Regions from separate parts of the Homo sapiens genome. Here region 1 is linked to region 2. The links are chromatin contacts, found by Hi-C or POLR2A ChIA-PET in ENCODE. All regions are on one chromosome and are shown on one strand. Each heading gives the region's core, a stretch centred on a gene start or an enhancer-like site at or near the end of the contact. The rest is flanking DNA. Distances are from core to core; before and after follow the strand shown.

The links. Hi-C counts contacts between places; a loop is a spot of excess contacts on that map. ChIA-PET counts read pairs that join two places held with the same protein, here RNA polymerase II (POLR2A). Pooled maps may share reads with other maps.
Region 1: a loop to region 2 is called in a map of CD8-positive, alpha-beta T cell, with 16 times the contacts of the local background. The contact joins the promoter of RIMS3 here to the promoter of FOXO6 in region 2. A Hi-C loop is called at or near these places in 2 of 168 maps with a recorded cell type or tissue (CD4-positive, alpha-beta T cell and CD8-positive, alpha-beta T cell) and 5 of 50 pooled maps. POLR2A ChIA-PET finds 5 or more read pairs at or near these places in 1 of 52 experiments (OCI-LY7).

Annotation. Positions count from the first base shown.
Region 1 is chr1:40,663,868-40,667,376 of GRCh38, reverse strand. RIMS3 (regulating synaptic membrane exocytosis 3) reads left to right here and starts at 1,695. Exons shown (of 8, transcript NM_014747.3): 1 at 1,695-1,983. LOC105378675 (a long non-coding RNA gene) reads right to left here. Exons shown (of 2, transcript XR_947238.3): 2 at 1-1,389. RefSeq lists a silencer at 1,550-1,979 and an enhancer at 3,427-3,509.
Region 2 is chr1:41,359,926-41,363,390 of GRCh38, reverse strand. FOXO6 (forkhead box O6) reads right to left here and starts at 1,957. Exons shown (of 3, transcript NM_001291281.3): 1 at 1,047-1,957. The coding sequence starts at 1,460. RefSeq lists silencers at 1,242-1,461, 1,662-2,321 and enhancers at 2,120-2,414, 2,482-2,551.

The sequences.
Region 1 (3,509 bases), core at 446-2,945, 700 kb after region 2:
CCTGCCCTGGCCTCCATCCCACCTCCCCTAATCTAGTCCCCCTTGCTGCTCCAGAGTAACCCATTCTACCACCCAGGCCCTAGTCCAGGCCTAGGCCTGAGGTAGAATAGCTGATAACAAAGCTTTAATTAATATGTAAATATAATCAGGAGCCCCAGCTCCACCTCTGACCAGCTATGGAACGCACTTTGAGGCTTTTCACATTGTAGGGCCTCAGTTTATGCTTCTCACAGACCAGGTGAGAAGGGAAGGCGTAGGATGACTATGCCTCCTAGCAATCCCCAGGAGGATCCTTTAATCCCAATAATTTTCCTTTTTCTCCCCACCTTCCCACTCCCCATTTACTTTTTTTTGAGACAGAGTTCCCCCTGTCACTCAGGCTGGAGTGCAGTGGTGCGACCTCGGCTCACTGCAACCTCCGCCTCCTGGGTTCAAGTGATTCTCGTACCTCAGCCTCCCGAGTAGCTGGGACTATAGTTGTGTGCCACCACACCTGGCTAATTTTTGTATTTTTAGTAGAGATGGGGTTTCACCATGTTGGCCAGGTTGATCTCGAACTCCCAGCCTCAAGCAATCCACCCACCTTGGCCTCCCAAAACACTGGTACAGGCATGAGCCACCGCACCCAGCTCCCATTTACATTTTAATTCATGCCCTCAGCAGGGAGACTACTGGTTTTACATGCCTCCAGCAAATATTAATTATTCTGTCCTCTCTGTCAGTGGGTGGAATTCAAAACACTGGAGCCCAAGAGTGGAACTGACCAGTCCTAAGCAAGGTTAAATATACAAGTTGGGGCAGGCACGACCCTAGGAAAGACTTCATACAGTATCCTCCCGGGCTGCAGAAGAACCCAGGACTCCAGGAGTCTATTTGGAAGTTTATATAGGCAGATGCCAGGCCCTAGAACAGAGTTTCTCAACCTCAGAAACCTGCTGACATTTCGGGCCTGACAATTCTCTGGCGCAGGGGCTGTCCTGTGCATTGAAGGCGTGTAGCAGCATCCCTGGTCTCTTCTCATGAGACGCCAGTAGCAACCTCCTCGTTGGGAAAACCAAAAATGTCTCCAGACATGGTCGAATGTTCCCTGGGGGGCAAAATCGCCCCAAGTTTAAAACCATTGCTCTAGAAGTAGAGAGCGCAGGGGAAGCAGGTTAACTTGGGCTTCAGGGCCGGCCACTCTACTTCCTTCTGTCTGAAAGGGACATTATAAAGTCTTTCTCTTCATACCAGGCACTTGGGCAAGTCTTTTCTCCTATCTGAGCTTCAGATTTTCCATCTGTAAAATGGACTTGACGTTTGTAAGTCGTTTCTTCTCTTACCATCTGACGTTCCTGGAACTGCTTCAGGGCAGGGCAGGGCAGGGGGCGCCGTGGTGCCTGTGAGGTCCTGGGAGGTGCCCCAAAGAAAAGGAAGGATGAGAAAGAACAGATAGGGTAGGTGGTGGAGAGGGGAGGCCGGGCAGGAGGCAAGAGAGTCCTAGGGACACGGAGAGGAATGAGGCTTCCCCAGACCCCGCTTCTTGGAAGCCTCATTAATGTAGGTCCCCCAACCACAACCCGGCAAGCCAAACTCCCCGGATTCCCCTAGGCCCCGCCCACCACCAAGGTCCGGCCCACTGGCCCCGCCCATCCACGCGGCCCCGCCCCCGGCAGGCCCCGCCTCCCCTTCGCCTCCCGCCGGCCCAAGCTTGGGCTTTGCACCCGGCGGCGACTGAAAACGGTGGCTGCTGCGGAGCCGGCAGCGCAGGCGGGCGGAGCGGAGCTGCCCCCGTGGTGGCGGGCGATGCCCCCGTGAGCCTCCCTCGCCGCCCCTCCCCGCCCCGCGTGCCTATCCACTCGGAGTCCGCGCCAGCCTGGGGCCGGGCCGCGCCTACTGCCGGGTTCGCGGGGCGGGGTCCCGGGGCAGCACCTGCCCCGCCTTGCGGAGCCGCCTCGGCCTGTGGAGGCCCCCTCCCTGTCTGGACCCCGGCCCCACCTCCGGGTAAGTCAGCAGGCCTTGCTCGCCTGGGAGTGGACGTGGGGAGGGGGCTGCAGAGGTCTGGAGGACCACGGGGGGAGGGGGGCTCTGGCCATGAAGCGCAACGTAGGTATGTGAGTGTGCAGGGGCGGGGGTGGGGGGATGAACACAGGGTGTGAGAGGGCTCTGGGGAGGGGACTAAGGGATGAGAGAGGGACGTGGGGTGTTTGGGGAAGCCTGGAAAATGGGGAAGGGGGCCCAGAGTCTTGAGTTCTTTGCTGATGCTCAGAGCTCCTGGGGCCCTGGTCTTCAACAGCATTGCCTGGCATGGCATTTTTGGAAAGTGCTTAAAATCCCTCCTGGAAAGGGAGCTGGAAGGCAGCCTGCTTTTCTCCCTTCTGCCTGTGCCCTGGTTGAGAAGCAGCCACTTTTTCCTCAACGTGACACCGTTGTGGTGTCCAGAGGACCCCCTCCACCCCATAAAAGAAAAGGAGTGCTGCTTACTCCAGCCCTGGGGTGGGAAGAGGGGGCTTTGGGAAGCTGGGAATGCAGTTGGTCAGCAGCATGGTGCAGAGCCCAGGGTTCAGGGAGGCTTGGCAGGACCCTTGATGGGCAACTTGGGCATGCTCTCATTCATAGGGAGGAGCTCTTCCCTGACTGGCCGCCTGGGTACCTGGACTCCATGTCCCCATCACCTCTGGACAACTCAGCCCTGAGGAGTGGGTTTCTTCAGTGTCCTGGTCCTGAAGGCTCAGGAAGGATCCTGGAATGGGGTGGGCAATGGCATATCAAGGCTGGAGAACAGGGGGCATTGGCTGGCACTGCCACTTGGGGCCTGTTTCAATGTGGTCCTTCAGGGCTTGGACACCTGGGTGAATATGTGTCCAACCCTAGCCCCAGGGGTGTTATCAGGATGTAGGGAAGAAGGCTGCTGCTCCTTTGGTCCTGTCCTCTATCCATGATGACTTCTTAAGTCTGGGTTCCTTGGGTTTGGGGCCTGAAGTCATGGGAGGAGGATTGGGCCTGGTCAACAAGGGGTTAATGAGCCATCTCCCCCACCCCACCATAGTTGCTGCCAGCCACCAATTAGTCTGTAATCAGGCAGCTGCCAACTGTCCCTGGGGGCATGTGGGTAGCCTAATGGGGCATTCTTGGTTGGGAGGCGGGGTGGGTGGGTTGGCAGGGATGTGCTGGGGAGGTGACCCATGTGCCCTGTGCTTAAACCAAGCACCATGCCCTTTGTTGTTTGTTTAGGGCCCACAGACCCCTTCCCTGCCTTCTGTTCCTGACTGCCTTGCTTAGGGACTTCCAGCCCTGGGGTTCTACACTTATCCGACCCTTTGCAGGGTATGAAGCCCAGAGTTGGTTAAACTTGGCTTCAAACCCAAGCTCTGCCACTTTCTGGCTGTGTGATATTGAGGAAATCACTTCCCCTCTCTGAGACTCTTTCAGTAAAACAAACCCAGCTGCTATGTGGGTAGCAGGAAGGAGTGAGTGAAATGGTGGATTTGAGCTGCGCAGCACAGTGCCTGGCACTCAGGAGGGCTCAG
Region 2 (3,465 bases), core at 708-3,207:
CAGGGCACAGCCCCCTCCCTTGACATAGGCATGCCTCCCTCACAGAGGCCACTCCTCCCATAGGGAGGCTGACAGTTCGCCTCCTAGGCACAGGAGGGGTCTCCAGCCTCCTCTCCCCCAAAGGCATAGACTATCCCCACTCTCCAACAAGATGGCCAGGGGAGGAGCTGGGTCGAGAGGCCACAATCCAAGCAAGCCCCTGTCCCCTCCTAAGGTGGCTCCCCCCTTTCCACTGGCTGGCACTGAGGCCTCCCTGGGGTACCCTGCCCCTCCCCCAGCCCCTAAATGGATCTGGGCTCCGACAGCTAGGGAAGTGGAAAAAAGCATCCTGGGTGGGTATGGACAGATCCCCAGCTCTCAACACCCTGTCCTCACACCAGCAGGGGCCATCACCAGTGACCCCCATCCTGATCTAGGTAAGGGGGGCAGCAGCCACCCCATGGAGAACTCAGATCTCAGGTCACCTGCCGAGTTCCCCACTCCAGGCTGGTTGGTGCCCTAGGGTGAACTCTGGCACCACAAGAAGAACTGTGGGCCCATGGTCACACTCCTCACCCTGGGGACAGCTCCAGGAAGCGCAATGATAGAGATTTGGGAGGGAAAGCCGGCATTGGCCCCAAGTCATTATTCCAGCGCTCTAAGAAGGGTGCCCTGGTGGAAAGGGTAAAACAAGAGTCACACAAAGCAGACTTGGGGGAGGAGGGGGAGGCTCCCCAATGTCCGCGGCCTGGGAATGGGTTCCTCTGCTATGCCCCCAAGGACAGGGTGGGGACGTGCCTCGGGGACGCCTCAAAGCGGCAGTCCCTTGTCACCCTACCAGACCTCCCACCCCGCATCCCTCCCCGCAAGGGAGCACGCACACAGCTGCTCCCAGTACGCCCCCGCCCGTCCGCTGGCCGGCCCCACGCCCTGGGCGCACACTCTGTGACCCCGGGGGGTGCCAAAAAGCCCTCCTTCTGACGGCCCTCCTGGAGCCCAACACACCTAGCAGCCCCTGGAAGCCCCAGTCGGCGTCCCCAGCCCCCTCCCCAGCCGGACGCCCCCACCTTCCAGCCGGCCGAGCTGTTGCTGTCGCCTTTATCCTTGAAGTAGGGCACGTAACGGACCATCCAGTCGTAGATCTGCGAGAGCGTGAGCCGCTTGTCCGGGGCGCTCTCGATGGCTTTGGTGATGAGGTCGGCGTAGGACAGGTTCCCCCACGCGTTCCGCCGAGAGCTCTTCGCTTTCCGCAGCGGTCCGACCTCCGCGCCCAGGGGCGGCGCTGGGGCCATCGCCGGGGCCGTAGCCCGGCGCTCCGGCCCGCAGTCCTCGGCGCCCTCGGCCACCCCTGCGCCCAGCGCTCCGTCCTCGTCGCCGGCCAAGTCAGGCTGCGGCAGGGGCCAGGTACACGAGCGCGGCCGGCTCTGCGGCGCGAAGTCCGGGTCCACGTCCACCTGATGCGCTCGCAGCTTCGCAGCCATGGTCCCGCCCGGCTCGGGCGAGGAGGGGAGGGAGGCTTCGCGGAGGGTGGGCGGGCGGCTCCGGGATCTGCACGCCCCGGGGAGGCCCGCGGGAGGGGTCCCTGGCGGCGCTGTCTCAGCCGCGGGGCGCCATGGGCCGAGGCGCGGAGGCAGGGGGCTGGACGCGCTGGGGAGCACGAAGGGAGGGAAAGACCTGGGCAGTGAGGGGGCGGCGGCCCGGGAGCCCAGCGGGCACACACCTCGCCCAGCCCCGCTTCTAGCACCTGCCGCCTGCCTGCGCCTGCAGCCACCACCGCCACCGCCGCTGCCGCCGCTCCCCGGGCGCCGGCCCTGCGCACGGGCCCTGCTCTCCCGGGACGAGGCCGGATTGCACCATGCCGGAGCCCGAGCCGGTGCCGGAGCCCGCGCCGCCGCCGCCCGGTGAATGCTGCCGCCGCCGCCGCTCCGGCTCCAGCGCCAGCTCCCGCGCCTGCCGCGCTCAGCGCCGGCTGCACCTCGGGATGGGCGGGGGACGGGGAGGGGGCGGGCCCGACGCGGGAGGGGGCGGGGCGTTTCGCCTGCGGCCGCGGAATCCTCAGCCAGCCCAGGTGCCCCGCCCGCGGGCTGGGAGACCGGGCGCTGAGCTCCCAGCTCGGGGCGACCCCGCCGCAGCCCCTGCAAGCAACAGCGCCGCCTACGGAGCAGGGGCGGAGCGGCTGGCGCGACCCCGCCCCCTGCTCGGCGCGGAGGCGGGGGGGCTAGGGGGCGGAGCCCTAACACTCCCATTGGTCCGCGGCTGGACTGTCCTGCCCATGGGCTCGACAGGATCCCTCCCAGAAGCGCGTCACCGGTTATTGTTACAACCCGGGGTTTCCCGGGGCAACGGGATGGGGCGGGGCTCAGGGCACTGGCCCCGCCTTCTACTCCGGAGAGGACTGCCCCGCCCTCTGTTTGTAGACTCCTGACGTTCCCAAGTCTCCGTTCCAGGACTCTGACAGGGAGGATGATCGAACTCTGCTCTTCTTTGTGCCCTGGACTGAGCTGGGGAAAAAGAATGGGTCAAGAATACCTGGGTTCTAGGCTAGGCTTTGCCACAATTCTCGCTCCTCCATCCGCAAACATGTTCTTCATGGTGCCTGTGGTCATAGTTTTAGAGCTCCAGTTCTCAAAGTTTGACGCAGAGCAGAATCATCCCCTAGAGCTTGTTAACATTGCTGGACCCCAACTCCAGAGTTTCTGATTCGGCAGGTCTGGGTTGGGGCCCCAGACTTTGCATTTCTAACCAGCTCCCAGGTGATGCACGAGAGACCACACCTTGCAAACCATTGTTTTAGAGTCTGTGGGAGGTTCTTACTGCGGTTGTTGGAACAAGCACTTGTCTAAAGTTCACAGTGTTTGGGGAGATGCTTCTCAATCAGTTCCTGGATATTTATTGAGCACCTCTGACGCACCAGGCACTGTCCAGGGCTCTACAGTGAGAGCAGCAACTGAAACAAATGAGGTCCCCTACTGCATAGACTAGTCAGGAGTCAGATGCTAATCAGATCATCACATGAGCTCAGAAGGGCGAGGCTAGCCGAGAGGTTGGGCAGTCCGTGGCCTCATCCTACAGGCTGCTGAGCTAGGTTTCCCAGTCACCACTGCACCTGCTGGCCTTCGCTCAGGGTATTTATCCCCTCTGCCTAGAACACCATTTCCCCGCCGCAAGGCCCTCATCAGAGATTCTCCCACTCTTCAAAGCTCCGTGCAAATGTCAACTTAGCCCTGACACCTTCTCTAGCCCCAACTCCCAACACTTTCTGTTCTCTGCTTGCCCAGACCACTTGTTGAGCTGCCAGCAACACCTTGTGCCCCTTTAGCACAATATTCCTATTTTGCCAATCAGGAAACTGAGGCCCAGAATGAGCAGGTGATTCCCCTGGTGGCATGGCCAGGACTGGAATCTCAAGCTCCTGATTTCTTTACCAGCCAGTACCTTGCTCCTGAGGACGCTGGAGATGCGAAGGTCTCTGGGCAGTGGGAGGGC